2 separate regions of the Homo sapiens genome follow, and region 1 is linked to region 2. A link is a loop called in an ENCODE intact Hi-C map of the cell type or tissue named here. Cell type or tissue: gastrocnemius medialis. All regions are shown on one strand.

Region 1 (8,000 bases), 210 kb after region 2:
AGAGGAAGGAAGGAAGGAGGGAGGGAGGGAGGGAGGGAGGAAGGAAGGAAGGAAGGAAGGAAGGAAGAAAAAAAGAAAAAAACCACAAAGTCAAGAAAGAGAGGACGGCACTCGAACCACATACAGAACACAACGACAACAGGGGGCAGTAGAGACGAAAGAGCCGGGCTGGGCCTCCTGTGTTCCAGGTGACTCCGTGGGGACCTCAGCCACAGAGACGCTGGGACACCACAGTAGGGAAGGGGGAAGGGAGCCCTCCTCACACCAGACGCCACAGGGGTAGGGAGGACGGGAGGGGAAGGGGGGATGAAAGAGAAGGGGGAAAGATGCATGGGGGCTCCCCTTAGAGAAGATCCCTCACAGGAAGGGAGGAAGGGATGGAGGAAGGAGAAGCTCTGGGCCCAAAGAAGGGGGAGAACCCAGGTGGGTGGGTAAGGGGAACACTGAAGGAAGAGAGGGAGAGAGATAGAGAGAAACCGAAAGAGACAGAAAAGGAGAAAGACAGAGAAAGAGGAAGACAGAGAAAGGGCGAGACAGAAGACACAGAGAGAAGCCAGAGAGAGGCAGAGAGCGCCAGAGCAGAGGAGGGTGAGGGCGGAGGAGGCTGACAAGGTCTCAGTGGTCTTGGTGACAGGATGGGACTCAGGGCTGAGTGGGTGAGGCAGAGGATGGGGTGGTTCCAGGTAGGAGTCTTTTGCTTTGAAGGCCAGTGCTTTACCCCCCACCCCAAGGCGGGGCCCACACTCCACCCCTGATGCTGTGCCCCCACCACCCCTAGTGCAGGGTCCAAAGACCCCTCCACCTCCTGCCTCCTGCGATTAAAGTCCGGAGAATGGCCAAGGGGAGGAGGAGGTACAGCAGGGCAGGGAGGCTGAGGGCCTGGTCCCTGCCCTACCCAGTGCAGCGCAGATGCCAGAGGTATGCCAGTCAGCTGGAGCCAGAGCAAGCTGGGAGTGGAGCCGACCCCTTCCAGGTCAGCCAGCCCCTGTCCCCCACAAGCCCACAGAGGCAGACTGTGGTCAGGGCCTGGCCATTCAAAAGCCCATGTAAAAGCCAGGAGACATGGCTGCGGGCCAGGCCAGCTGCGAATTTGAGGATGTCCAAATCTCAGAACCTTACAGGGAATCTTTGAATCTGAGACTCTTCTTATCGAAGGCTCTGGATTAATCATCATCAGGGCAACTGCTTCTCAGGTGCCAGTCTCCAGCCCAAGTCCTTGACTCATTATCTCTTTTGAATCTGAGACTCAGAGACTCTTAGGCTGCTGGAATGTTGGTGTTAGAATCTCAGAGGCCACGAGCCTGGAGCCCTGCAGTGCCTCGCACACAAGGCTAGTAGAGCAGGGTAGGAGCCAAGCTCACCCCTCACAGGCCACAGGCTGTGCTGCTCAGGGTTCCAGGGTCCTTCCAGAGCTGGGCACCTGGATGCCCATGGGATCTCCCACTTGAACTGGCTCCCTCCCCCAGGCCAAAGGCCTCTCAGAGTCCAAGAAGGGAGCCAGGAACCAGGAAGCCAGGAGGCTGCTGAATCAGTAGCCCAGGGACTGGGTCCAGGCCTGGGCAGGAAGGGAGGGGGCCAGGCTGCGGGGCCCAGGTTCCTACCTGCTGCTCCTCCCGGGGGGCTCCATGGGTCTGGACCTGTCCCAAGGGCAGGCCCCCTGGCCTAGCCGGTGTCTCCACCGTGTCACCACCCCCTCCTCCCCAGCCCTTCCCTAGAAGGAGGAACCAAGAAGGCGGGGCCAGGCCAGCTGGGCTGCGGGCCAGATTGCAACTGGAAACTTTGCTCCTTCCCCTACTCCTCCAGGAGGGCTGGGAACTCCTCCTCCGAGGAAGCGGCCTGGAGAGCTCACAGTCCCTCCTCTGGGCCAAACCCCAGGCTGGGCTCCCTCAGTGCACCTCTGCTAGAATCTCCCCACGCACCCCATCAAGTTTGTATCGCTGGCTCTATTCTCCTGAACAGAAAATTGAGATGGAGAGAGGTGAAGTAATACTGCTAGTAAGTGGCAGAACCCCAAGATCAAGACCCGGTTTGGCTATTCCCAAACCTGGAATCTGCCCCTTCAGCCATATTGCTACCTTGTGAGTACAGAAACCTTTCCATAGAAGCTTTTCACAAATACCCTTATTTTCAGCACAGTTAAAGAGACTATGTTTAGGAGTTGTTCTGGGACTCTGCATATTAAGTGCAATTCAAATCACCCATGTTGGGGTATCAAGATGGGGCCCCGGCCAATATTCTTTCTCACTGCAATAAGCTCTCACTCTTCTATGTTGTTTTCTAGACTGGCTGAGAGAAATGCTTCCTGAAGAGAAGAGGGAAAATCAAAAGAAATGCCAAGAGGCTGTTCTTCCAAGTAAACTGCCCAGCCTGACTTTATGGATGGGCAAATTGAGGCCTGGAGAGGAAAAGGGTCTTACTAAAGTTCATGCAGCAGGTCAGAGTAGACTCCAGGTGCCCTGGCTCCCTGCCTGCCTATTACAGCAACATCTCTGTCCTCCACATGGGCGGGACTGGAGAAAGGAGAGAGTTTTTTGGCTTTGAAGGATGTAGGGCTCCTGAGAATACCACAGGTCCAGCTCAAAGTGCTCCTGTCCTTTCACGGTCCCAGAGCCCAGGCCCCTGGCTGTTCTGAGCAGAAGGCGGCCCTGGGAGGGGCCAGGGGGCCAGTGATCTAGAAGAAATAGAAGCTGACAGGCAACAGGCCAGCCTTCCTGCCTCCCTGCTGGGGCAGCTGGTTCCTCTCAAGAAAGCCAAAGCTACTGAGAGAGAGAGGCCCTCCGGAACACCACAAGGTTGGCATCTGTGGGTCCTTAGTGACCTTCTCTCCCTCTGCCCACCCCTCAAAGCCCTGGTCCTCAAGGCTCTGGCCTTAGCATCTGCCTTTTTTTTTTTTTTAACTCTCCTTGAGGAACTCTCCTAGCTCCTGCAGCAGCTTCACCTTGTGCCCATTTGTAGTTATTGCCCTAAGAGCTGAACCCTCTTGACCTGGCAGGAGCCGAGAGACATTAAGTGTAGTGCTGGGCCGGGTGCAGTGGCTCACGCCTGTAATCCCAGCACTTTGGGAGGCTGGGAGCAGTGGGGTGGGTGGGGGACGGTGGATCACCTGAGCTCAGGAGTTTGATACCAGCCTGGGCAACATGGCAAAACCCTGTCTTTACTAAAAATACAAAAATTAGCCAGGCATGGTGGTGCACACCTGTAGTCCCAGCTACTTGGGAGGCTGAGGTGGGAGGATCGCTTAAGCCCCAGAGGCGGAGGTTGCAGTGAGCTGAGATCATGCCGCTGCACTCCAGCCTGGGTGACAGAGCAAGACCCTGTACAAAAGAAAAAGAAAGAAAGAAAGTGTAGTGGTAGCTTTAAGGGATGATGCTGTGTGACTTTGGGTAAGGCCCTTTCCCTCTCTGGTGAGACAAAGAACCTACACTTTGGTGCCTGGTAAAGCTGGGTACAAGTCCTTGCCCTATCACTTTTTAGCTGGGTAAGCCCTCTGAAGCTCAGTTTGCTCATCTATGGAAGAGGAGTGGAAATTCCTACCTCACAGTTCTTGTAGGGATTTGGTAGGTAGACAAAGTGTGCACATGGTAAATAGTCTCAGCCTGAACCTGAGAGAGTCTGTCCCTTCTCCCAGAGAGGCAGAGGAGACCCATGGGAAGCCTGTTTGTTTCAGGGATAGTGAGGAAGATTTCTAAGAAAATATCCCTGAACCTGGGACCACTTTTGGAATTCAGTTACAGCTGAGCATGCTGAACAGACTCAGATGATGACCCACCAGAGGCTGAAGGGAGGAAGGAATGAAGGGTGAGGAGCCTGACCCAGCCACGGGACACTGGCAGGGCCTTCATGCATTTATTCGACAGATACTGTGGCCCAGGCACTGTCCCCGGTGCTGGATACAGCAGTGACTACAGGTAGACAATGTCCTGCTCTCATGGAGCTTATATCCAAGTGAGAAGAGACAGACATTCACCAACTAATGCAATTCAACTGAGCAAAAAGTAGAGATGGCAGGAGGAGAGCATTCCAGGCAGAGGAAACAACCTGGACAAAGGACCTGAGGTGGTATTTCCAGCAAGCACGAAGAGACTGACGTGGCGGGGTGGGAAGAGCACAGGGGAGAAAGGTGAGACTGGAGATGGAGGTGGGGGCCCAGCATGCAGAGCCTTGGAGGCCTCTGTCGGGGTTTCCGTATCTATAGGAAGAGCAATTTGGAAGCCTGTGGTTTGGGACAGGCATGTGGGGTGGGGAGTATCTTTGAAGCCCCTAAAGTTGTATGAAAAGCATTAATTTCTGGGGAGAACATCTCTAGCTTTGATCAGATCCTCGGATGGGTCTGTGATCCCAAAGGGTAGGGAAGCTTCTTATATGATTCCATTCACTAAGTGCCCATGATGAGCTGGTGGCAGGCATCCTAGAACCTTCTGTGAGCTAGCCCCTACCCCATACCTCCAGCTAGTCTCAGCCTTCCCCCCACCTTCAACCTGCACCCCACCCAGACAGAAGCACCTGCAACTCTCTCAGCTACACTCTGCTGCTCCAAGCCTTATTAAAGAGAATGTGTGTCAAATGCTCTGTAATAGTACCTCTGTTGTCCCGCTGTGCCCCCACTGTCATCTCCCCACCTGGCTGGCTCCCCCTTGTTCTTCAAAAGTCAGCTAGATGTTGTGCCCTCTGGGAACCTGCCTTGACCCCACCCAAGCAGGTTGGGTCACCTCCCTTGTGTCCTTCCGCCCTGCTCTTTTCTCAGCCGGCTTCTCTCAACACTGTGTTCAGATGCCTGCTGCCCCTTCTCTGTCGGGAGCTCTGTGAGAGCTGTGTCTTGTTCATCCCAGTGTCCCCAGCACTCAGCACCGGGCACCTGGTCACACATGGTGGGGGGACAATGGACAGAGGTGGAGGCTGCAAGGTGGGCCAGTGGACACTAGAGGGCACTGTGGCCACTAGAATCCCAGCCTGCTGTTGGCCAGGCCGACCCAGGAGGCTCCCAGGCCCACAATTGTCACATGGAAACTGTTACTGGGTCCTGCAGCTCCTCAGCTCTGGACTTAAGCAACCAGGGCCACAGTTCCAGCCTCCCGATAAACCTTCTGCTCCCTTTCCAGATGAGACCGTTTCTCATGACAGTGCCATCTCACTGCAGATACTCCTTTAGTTCTTCACAAACGTGGGTGCCAAACACTCTTCTCGCAGTTCTGGCCTGCAACACTCTTCACTTCACTTTGCCCCACCCAACCCCTCCCCTGGCTAACTTCTACTCATGCTCCAAGCTTCCACTTAGATGTCAGCTTGGAGAAGCCTCCCTGGCCCTCAGGCTGGGTTGGGTATATTTCCGTGGTGCTCCCACAGCACCCTGCACTTCCCCTATAATTGTCTGTAATTGTCTGTCTCCTTGTCTATTTCCTGACCAGACAGTGGGCTTCATCACAGCAGGGCTGTTACTCACCACCCTATCAGCCACATTTAGCAGCATCTGGCACATTGTAGGCACTCAATAAATCCTTGAATGAAGGAATAAATGAATGGATGTGTGGATGGACAATTTGGGGCAAGTCATTTTACCTCTCTAGGTTTCAGTTTCCCCACCTGTAAGTCACCCCTACTTGGCAGGGTGGCCACAAAGATTAAAGATAATGTGTCTCCAGTGCTCTGTAATAGTACCTGATATTTAGCAGACATTTTCTGACTCAAAGCAATTATTACTATTTGGAACAGTGAGAAAAGGGCAGGGGGAGGAGTTGAAGGAGACTGCCCAGAACCTGGGATAATCTCTCTCACTTAGGTTTACCATTTAGATATGGAAGATGGCTTTAATAGCAATCATAAAACTATCAATTTTATTAAAAATAACAGCACCTGCTGTGTGCCAGGCCAGAGTCAGGAGGCCTCTGAGGAGGTGATGGGAAGCCCCTAGTCTCGGCCAGAGGATGCGAGGTCAGGGCCAAGGCCAGAGCTGTGGACATCGCTCCTGTGTCTGGAGAACAGTCATTACTGGCACAGCTGATTCCTAACTCTTTATTCATAGGTGAAAACTTGTCTAAGGGGTCATTAGTTCCCTCTGTAATTAATGTAAAACCTGCAGGGTTTGTATTAGTGGAAAAGTAAGCTCCAGCATCAAGCTGATAACATTGATAATGTGTACTTGTAATTATATACTGGAGGTAACTATAAATTCAGTCACTGAACTCATAAAATATCAAAATTCCTGAGGCCACCAAGAGCTGGGTAGCAGCTGTACCATCAGTAGCTTTATACCAGTTGTTCTGAGGTTATGAAAAATTACCACAAGCTGGTAGCAATGGTAATATTCACTGTACATTTAAAAGCTTTTTCGGCATAAAATAAGAGGGCACTTTTAGACAAAACAGCATGTTTTGATGCAAGGATATGGAACTTGAAAGCACAGTGAGCAAAGGTCATCTTGCTATAAAATAGGAACCAAAAACAATCTTACAAGTGTTTGCCTCTGAGCCGACCAGCTCTGACCTCACTTGGGTACACATAAAAACTGTGCTTACTGCAGAAGAAACAAGAAGTACCAAGTGTTTTCTCTCTCTCCTCTCATCCAATTCTGAGGGAATCAATTATCTCACACGGCCCCTTGCTGCCTTGTGTTACCACAGGCTGGAGGATCACTGCAGTCCAATGGCAGGAGGGGCAGATCCTGAAGCTGGAAAAGGTCACATAGCTTCCAGGTTGGTGGCCATGTCAGGCCATGGGCAAGCAGAGGAAGCTGGTCCAGAGAGAGAAGTCCATGAAAAAGAGATGATAGGCTGGGCGCGGTGGCTCACACCTATAATCCCAGCACTTTGGGAGGCCGAGGAGGGGGGATCACGAGGTCAAGAGATCGAGACCATCCTGGCCAAAATGGTGAAACCCCATCTCTACTAAAAATACAAAAATTAGCTGGGTGTGGTGGCACACGCCTGTAGTCCCAGCTACTTGGGAGGCTGAGGCAGGAGAATCGCTTGAACCCAGGAGGTGGAGGTTGCAGTGAGCCAAGATCATGGCATTGCACTCCAGCCTGGGCGACAGAGCAAGTATCCGGCTCAAAAAAAAAAAAAAAAAAGAAAAAGAAAAAGAAAGAAAGAAAGAAAAAGAGATGACAGGGACCAGGCAAGCCATGAGAGATGGAGAAAGATGAGACATGGGCCCAGGAGATGCAGACAGCGAGACAGCAACCTTGGTCCTCGACTTCCTGGTCCCACTTCCAGTTGGTGTGAGGCCTGGCTGTTTTTCATTAACTGTTCTTAGATTCTGTGAAATGTAGCCTCACAATAGTCCCCTCATTAGCCCTTTATTCTTGAGCTAGCTTGAGTGGGCTTCCGTTCCTCACAACAAAGTGTACCCAGACTAAGACAAGTGAAAATTGGGAATGTAAGTGCAGGGTTTGTGTAAGCAAAATCGCATAAAGAACACTTAGGTAGAGAGGGGTGAATGCAATTGTCCAGCGTTTGTGTTTGTTCACCCAGAAGCTCCCTGGTTCCCTGACACTTGCAACCACAGCCACACGCTCCAGCCACACGCTCACACACACTGACATTCAGTGGCACACAGCAACAAACGCAGCAGCAACCAGATATGGTTCTCTGCAGACCCCCTGACATGCAGGGCCACGCGCCAGCATGCAGTGTTGCACTTTGCTCTTCACAGCCACGCTGCCATGCAGCAGTGCACACCCACATGCATAAACACAGAGGTGCTGCCCGTAAGGCTCAGGGCAGGAGTCGAAGCTTCACTGAGCTCTGTGCAGCCTCCCTCCCCAGCTGCCAAGTGACTCATCCCCAGGGCTGCTAATTAAAGCCAGGACAGAGGGGACAGAGGCAAGGGGAGGGGAAGAGAGAGAAGGCAAGTTTATTTCGGTGCCAACCAGGCACTCAGCCAGCTTAGGGGTCACCCACTTCCTGGGGCTGGGCCAGGCGGCGGCAGAACACAGAGAGGAAGGGGAGGAGAAGAGAAACCTCTTACCCCTTCTTGCCCTTCTTTAGCTTCCTGGAAAGTTACCT
Region 2 (8,000 bases):
AGTGTCATCTCAATGCCCTTTGACCTGTCACCAGTGTATCTCCTAACAGCAATAATTGAACATGGCCCCTTTCCTATTCCCTTTACCTCATTGGTCTTAAAAATAGTGTACACAATTTCCCTGCACACCGCTAACCTGTGAGATTCTACTGGGAGGGGCATCTTAGCTTTACTTGTTAATCATACAACCCTGTCACTAGCCGGTTGAGCTCCAGCTAAAAATATTCTAACCCATCTCATAAAAGATCCCAGTTTCTCAATTTGCACTGCCAGATGCTTTAAAAATTCCAAATCTTTCTATTGAAGGGGTCAGCAGACCTCTGTGAGTTCTGAAAACTGATTTTTCTCTGCATTCTTAAGAAAGCAACACTCTGGCGGGGCGCGGTGGCTCACGCCTGTAATCCCAGCACTTTGGGAGGTCGAGGCGGGCGGATCACGAGGTCAGGAGATCAAGACCATCCTGGCTAACACAGTGAAACCCCGTCTCTACTAAAATACAAAAAATTAGCCGGGCATGGTGGCAGGTGCCTGTAGTCCCAGCTACTCGGGAGGCTGAGGCAGGAGAATGGCGTGAACCTGGGAGGCAGAGCTTGCAGTGAGCCGAGATCGTGCCACTGCACTCCCGCCTGGGCGACAGAGCGAGACTCCATCTCAAAAAAAAAAAAAAAAAGAAAGCAGCACTCTGAAACAAAGTCATAAAGCAACTCAATTAAACTATTGTTGGGCTTCATTCATTTATTGACAAATATTTTTATGTAAAAACAAAAGATAGTAAGTATGAAATCCCACCAGGAATCAGATTTGGTTAATTTTTAGTATCAAATACCAATCACAAGTAAATCAATCAATAAACCAAGAAATGATAAAAATGATATTGTCGTAATATTTTTAAAAGAGTCTTGACCTTTTAGGAGTAGATACTGAAATACTTAAGGATGAAATGATATAACAGATATGCTTCAGAATACTGGGAGTGAGGGAAGTGGGTAGGGTTATAGGCAGAATGAGACTAGCTATGAGTTGGTAATTGGTAAGTCTGGGCAATGGATCCACTGAGATTCATTACAGTATTCTCTTTACTTTTTAATGTTTGAAATACTCTATAATAAAACTTTTTTATAAAAAAGTAACAATCAGAAAAATAAAATAATACTGTTCTCTTTAGAAACACCTAATACTATACTATATAATAGTCCACATAGCAACAATCATACAATGCTTCTATTTTTTCTCTGTTTCTTGGTGATAAGACAGCCCTCCTATTTTTGTAGAAGAAAGAAACTTGAGGAAAAATAAGAAGAAAATCAAATTAAAAGAAAAATAGGCGGGGTGCAATAGTTCATGCCTGTAATCCCAAGACTTTGGGAGGCTGAGGCAGGAGGACTTCTTGAGCCCAAGAATTTGAGACTAGCCTGGGCAACATAGTGAGACTGCATCTCTACCAAAAAAAAACCTTAAAAAATTAGCCAGGCATGGTGGCACATCCCTGTAGTCCCAGCTACTCTGAAGGCTGAGGTAGGAGGATTGCTTGAGCCTAGGAGGTTGAGGTTCATGCCACTGCACTCCAGCCTGGGTAACAGAGCGAGACCCTGTATAAATAAATAAATAAATAAATAAATATTTTTCATAAATGAAGGCTAGGCGTGATGGCTCAGGCTTGTAATCCCAGCATCTTCGGGGCCTGAGGCAGAAGGATTGTTCGAGCTCAGGAGTTTGAGGCTGCAGTGAGCTATGATTACACCACCGCACTCCAGCCTGGGTGACTGAGCGAGACCTTGTCTCTTTTTTTTTTTTTTTTTTTTTGAGACAGAGTCTCACTCTGTCACCCAAGCTGGAGTGCAGTGGCATGATCTCAGCTCACTCACTGCAATCTCCACCTCTCAGGTTCAAGCGAGTCTCCTGCCTCAGCCTCCGGAGTAGCTGGGATTACAGGCATGCACCACTACGCCCAGCTAATTTTTGTATTTTTACTAGAGACAGGGTTTCACCATGTTAGCCGGGCTGGTCTCCAACTCCTGGCCTCAAGTGATCATCCCGCCTCAGCCTCCCACAGTGTTAGGATTACAGGCGTGAGCCACCGTGCCCAGCCGACCTTTTCTCTTAAAAAAAAAAAAAAACAGAAAAGAAAACAAAAACAAACATTGTCCACATAGGTATAGGCCAAACTCCAAAACCTCACTGATGATAAACTAGCAAAGTAATAATCATACTATCTGGAATGTTTCAACGGGAAGTGATGAAAACAGTTACCACCTCTCTTTGCACATGGTTGCTCTGGAGCCATTCTTGCTCTAGCCCTCTGCTGTGGTAGGAGCCTACCAGCTGGGCAGCTCTGCTCGTTTGTCCACTTACAAGTGCAAGAGTTAGCTGGTCTCTGCACATGAGCAGGTTTGGCTCCAGCGGTATACCTGTTGCAGGATGTGTATGTCAGTTAAGTGTATCTGTGTGTGAGCAAGTTTATATGTGTACACATGTTTGCCCATGTGTACTTGTCTTTGTGTGTGTCTGTATATGTACAATATGCAATTTTTATCTTTGTGTTTGTTTGCGTATTGCTAAAGTGTATGAGTGTGCCTTTGTGTGTGTGTGTTGGAGCTGTTATAAGTCTGTTCATGGGTGGGAGTGTATATGTGAATGGGTGTGTGTGTGTACATATACCAGGATATACATATTTGTGTTGGTGAGCACACCTAATCTATGTGAGAGAGTTTGAATCTGTCTCTTTGTGTTAGAGCATGTGTGTGTATATGTGGGCAGTTTTTTACTTGCCTGCTTTTTTCTGGGTGCATATATATCTATAGGTCTCTGAGGGGGATTCTATGTACTATACCTGTGTGTGTATGTGTGTGTGTATACACACACATGGTAGGGTTCAAGTGCGTGTCAGCCTGCTGGCATATGTAAGTAACTTTGAGTGTTAATATCGTGACAGTGTTTATCTATGTGACAATATTAATATACAACTTTGTGTATATCTGTGTTGTGTCTGAATATGTGGGAGGATTTGAATCATCAGCTATATTGGGTCAATGAGTATATATATGTCTGTGTGAATGAAAGTATATGTGGGTAAGTTTGCTTGTGTGTACCTATCTGTCAGTGTTTGAGATCTCGTTCATCCATGTGTGTGTTAGGGGAGTTACAAAGGTGGTTTTGTGGACCATTGCATGTGTGTGAGTGTGTATCTGAGTGTGTCTGTGTATGTGAACAATTCTCAGCCCTCTCATATCCAGTGCCCTCTTGTACATAACAGATATTTTGTAACACCCCTTTACTGTCTGGAAATGAAGTTCTTAGGAATATAATCTCTCTGCATATGTAATTTTTTTTTGAGATGGAGTTTCACTCTTGTTACCCAGGCTGGAGTGCAATGGCACTATCTCGGCTCACTGCAACCTCCACCTTCTGGGTTCAAGTGATTCTCCTGCCTCAGCCTCCCGAGTAGCTGGGATTACAGGTTCGTGCCACCACGCCCAGCTAATTTTGTATTTTTAGTAGAGACAGAGTTTCACCATGTTGGCCAGGCTGGTCTCAAACCCCTGACCTCAGGCGATCCACCCGCCTCAGTCTTCCAAAGTGCTGGGATTACTGGTGTGAGCCACCACGCCTGGCCCTCTGCACATGTAATTTAAAAAGAAAATCCATATTTTATACAATATCCATTTTGTATTAACTATAATACAAATAAGAAATAAAAGAAAAATGATTTATAAGAAAACGATTTGTATTTCAATATGTAAATGCTTGGGCATGACACTCCCCAGGAGATTCAAGGAAGTGATTAGAGGCTCCCAATGTCTTTTTTTTTTTTTTTTAGATGGAGTTTCGCTCTTGTTGTCCAGGCTGGAGTGCAATGGCGCAATCTCAGCTCACCACAACCTCCACCTCCCGGGTTCAAGTGATTCTCCTGCCTCAGCCTCCCCAGTAGCTGGGATTACAGGCATGTGCCACCACGCCCTGTTAATTTTGTATTTTTTTATTTTTAGTGGAGACGGGGTTTCTCCATGTTGGTCAGGCTGGTCTCGAACTCCGTGCCTCAGGTGATCCGCCCACCTCCGCTTCTGAAAGTGCTGGGATTACAGGCGTGAGCCACTGTGCCCGGCCCCCAATGTCTTATACTGGGTAACTATGGATTTAGGAGAAGGGGAAACATCAGAGGCAGGACGTGCAGGAAAATGACAGGCACAGGCCTTGGAGGTGAGATTTTCTAAAATAGTCAACAACTCTAAGGAAAGCTCATCCCAAACCAAAGTGCAGCCTCCTCTTTACTTACATGACAGCCACGTTCCTGGATAATTCGGGGTATGTTAAAATCAAGAGAAAAAAAATGGTGTTTATCTGTGAAATAGATTCTAAGTTCACTTACTTAAAAGTCCAAAGTCCTAGAGGATGCGGGACATGTTGGCTGCGTGGGACTCTCCCCCATATTACTGGATGGCCAACATCCTCCCCGACTCCTAAATGTCAGAAGGACACCCTACACCCCAGCACTGTGGCCATCAAAAATGCTCCTACACAAATTTCCAAAATGTCCCCTAGAGGGCAGTAACGCCTTTGTTGAGGACGAAGCGCTGGCGCTCGGAGAGGGTACACTGTGTACCTGTGTGAACACGGCAGAGTACAAGATGTACCTCTGCCTCCGTGTGCGTGTGTGCATATGTGTGTGAGTGCGTGTGCGTATGTGTGAGTGTGTGTGTGTATGTGTGTTGCATGCGTGCGCACGCGTTCCTCATGCAAGAGCGGGTTGCTGTCTGAGGGTGTCCACAGCAGTAGACCGTTTATGGGGGGATGGGGTGTGCACGTGTCTGGGCTCGAGCAGGTGTGCGTGTGTTCTGTGTTTGCACGCGTCTTGAGCCTCAGCTGGGCCCGGGCTGCAGCTGCCAGTCTGCGGAGGAAAACCCTCTCCTCACTTGTTTGTAAAATGTCCCGAGCTTTCCCAGGGTTGTGTTTGTTTGCTGCTATTGTTTGGGGGGGATGTGGGGGGTTTTGTTTTATCTTTAGCTTTTGTTTTCACTGAGACTCAGGGCTACGCATTATCCACCTTCTCGGTCTTAGCGTGGCTCTCCGTGTCTCCCTCTCTATCTCCATCTTTATTTCTGTCTCTCTCTCTATCTCTCTCCAGCTACCCTCTCTTATCTCTGCCCCACCCCACCCCGTCTCTATTTTTCTTTCTTTCCTGGCGTTAGCCCTCTCCCTCTCCCTGCTCTCCTTTTCTCTCTCTTGCTCTCTCTCTCTCTCTCTCTCTCTATTTCTCTCCCTTCTCTGTCTGGCATGCTGGTTTCTGTGTGTGCCTCTGTCTCTTTTTTCTCACTCTCATTTTCACCCTTCTTCCCCTTTTTGTCTCTCTCTTCCTCTCTGTATGTAAGGATCTCTCTCCCCTTTCTCTGTTTCTCTCTCTGTCTCTTTCTCCCTCCTGTGTCTCCGTCTGTCTCTGTCACACACACCTCTCTCTCCTTCTCTCTCTCTGTGTCTCTCTGGCCTCTCTCTTACATTCAGTCTCTGTCTGTCTCTATCCCTTTCCCTCTGCCTCCCCTCAAGGTAAAGGAGAGAGAAAGAGAAAGAGAGAGAGAGAAAGAGAGTAAGTGTGTGTGTGTTTACATTCACCCAGCTGCGGGCTGTTCCACAGTCTGAGGGGGCTGTCAGGCCTTGAAGGGCTGAAAGGGAGCCCACCAACCCCATTTCTGCTCAGCCCCTGCCCTAGCACTTTCTAAGTACTAGTTTGGCCTCCTGTCATGGGCTCTGAGATTTCAGGGTGCCATTAAAAAGCCTGGCTCGGGCGCAGTGGCTCATACCTGTAATCCCAACAATTTGGGAGGCCAAGGCGGGCGAATCATTTGAGGTTACAAGTTGGAGACCAGCCTGGCTAGCATCACAAAACCCTGTCTCTACTAAAAATACAAAAATTAGCCGGGTGTGGTGGTGCGTGTGCTTGTAATTCCGGCTACTCGGGAGGCTGAGGCACAAGAATCACTTGAATCCGGTAGCCGGAGGTTGCAGTGAGCTGAGATTCTGCCACTGCACTCCAGCCTGGGCAACAGAGGGAGACTGTCTAAAAAAAAAAAAAAAAGGCCGGGCACCAGGTGGCTGTGGCAGGCCAGGCTGGATTGAGCTGGAAAACCATGCAGAGGGGAGACTTTTCCTGGGAGGGAGGGAGTAGGAAGACATCCACTCAAGTTCCACCCCCTAATCCCAGCCCAGCCCCAACAATCATCCTGAGTTTCCCCAGTTTCTGCCCAATTGCCTCACTGCCTTCCCTCTGGGACCTGTGCTGTTACCTGGTCACATCCCCACACTCCCGGAGCTCTCCTCTTTCCTGCAGCTTTGCTGCGCTGCTCTCACCACCAGATGTACCCCCCAGGCTGCTGTTGTAGCTAATCCTGCCTGGATGTCTCCAGGGCACCCTCTCTGACCCACAGCCCCAGCCCATTTAATCCCTCAATCAATTCATTTGATATATTGTCACTGAGAGCCTACCATGATGTGCTATGTAGTGTTCTTTCAGAGGAGAGTCAGTGAGTCTTTAACTCCTGCCTTTGTGGAGCTTTCATTCTGACAGGACAAGGCAGGCAATAAACTAAAATTTAAAAGTAAATTATATATATAAAATTATATATATATAATTTTTATATATTTAAAAAATTTTATATATATAAAAAAGTTTGTATATATAATTTTATATATATAAATTTATATATTTTATATATAATTATATATATATTTATATTTATTTATATATATATAAATATATATTTATATATAAATATAAATATATATTTATGTATATTTATATATAAATATATATTTATATTTATATATAAATATACATAAATATATATTATACATAAATATATATTTATATATAAATATATAAATATAAATATATATTTATAAATATATAAATATACATGTATATTTATTTATATATAAATATATAAATATACATTTATATAAATATATATAAATATACATGTATATTTATTCATATAGAAATATATATAAATATACATGTATATTTATTCATATAGAAATATATATAAATATACATTTATATTTATTCATATAGAAATATATATAAATATACATTTATATTTATTCATATATAAATATACATTTACATATAAATATATATAAATATACATTCATATATATTTATATATAAATGTATATTTATATATATTTATATATATTTATATTTATTTATAAATAAATATATAAATATATATAAATATATATTTATATTTATATATAAATAACTATATAGATTTATATATATTTATTTATAAATAACTATAAATATAGATTTATATATATTTATTTATAAATAACTATAAATATAGATTTATATATATTTATTTATAAATAACTATAAATATAGATTTATATATATTTATTTATAAATAACTATAAATATAGATTTATATATATTTATTTATAAATAACTATAAATATAGATTTATATATATTTATTTATAAATAACTATAAATATAGATTTATATATATTTATTTATAAATATTATAAATAAATATATAAATATATATTTATATTTATTTATTTGTATTTATATATAAATATAATTATATATAAATATATATAATTTATATATAAATTTTTATATTATAAAATTATATATATATAAATATATAGTGTGTTAGAAGAGAGAAATTCTAGGAGGCAAAATAGGGAGAGTGGCATGGAGGGGGCATTATCTGTCACCTGGATTGCTGCAGGGGCCTCTGAGTAGTCTCCCTACTTTTAATACACCCCACATGACCCCTGCTCTTCACAACGGCAAGCGGGATTCTGTTCCATCCTAGATCATACCACATCTGGCCTCTGCTCAGAATCCTCCCGTGACTCCCATCTCATTCAGAGGAAAAAGTTCTCGCCACGGCCTCCCTGATCTGACCTCACCACCTTTCTGACCTCACCTGCCACCACATTCCCCTGACTCACTGTGTTCCACCCACAGTGGCTTCCTTGCTCTTCCTCAAATATGCCA

The links. A loop is a pair of places that touch in the nucleus more often than their neighbours do. Peaks named below come from ENCODE experiments on the same cell type or tissue, not always from the same donor. Only the 100,000 strongest peaks of a DNase experiment are listed, where the experiment ranks them.
Region 1: a loop joins it to region 2, with 4 times the contacts of the local background. A loop is called at or near these places in 3 of 110 quality-filtered maps.

The regions. Positions count from the first base shown.
Region 1 is chrX:53,279,895-53,287,894 of GRCh38, forward strand. The region is part of intron 2 of IQSEC2 (IQ motif and Sec7 domain ArfGEF 2); the gene reads right to left. Among named protein-coding and RNA genes, the nearest start is that of IQSEC2, 37 kb to the right of the region's middle. RefSeq lists a silencer at 174-373 and an enhancer at 1,294-2,121. In gastrocnemius medialis, a CTCF peak has its summit at 4,917 (motif pointing right); DNase peaks (open chromatin) are centred at 1,257, 1,757, 4,947, 7,787 and 1 weaker place; H3K4me3 peaks cover 1,989 bases; H3K27ac peaks cover 6,529 bases.
Region 2 is chrX:53,067,172-53,075,171 of GRCh38, forward strand. All of the region lies in intron 1 of GPR173 (G protein-coupled receptor 173), which reads left to right. Among named protein-coding and RNA genes, the nearest start is that of TSPYL2, 11 kb to the right of the region's middle. RefSeq lists an enhancer at 4,314-4,815. In gastrocnemius medialis, a CTCF peak has its summit at 4,534 (motif pointing right); DNase peaks (open chromatin) are centred at 4,620 and 6,250; H3K4me3 peaks cover 1,247 bases; H3K27ac peaks cover 1,935 bases.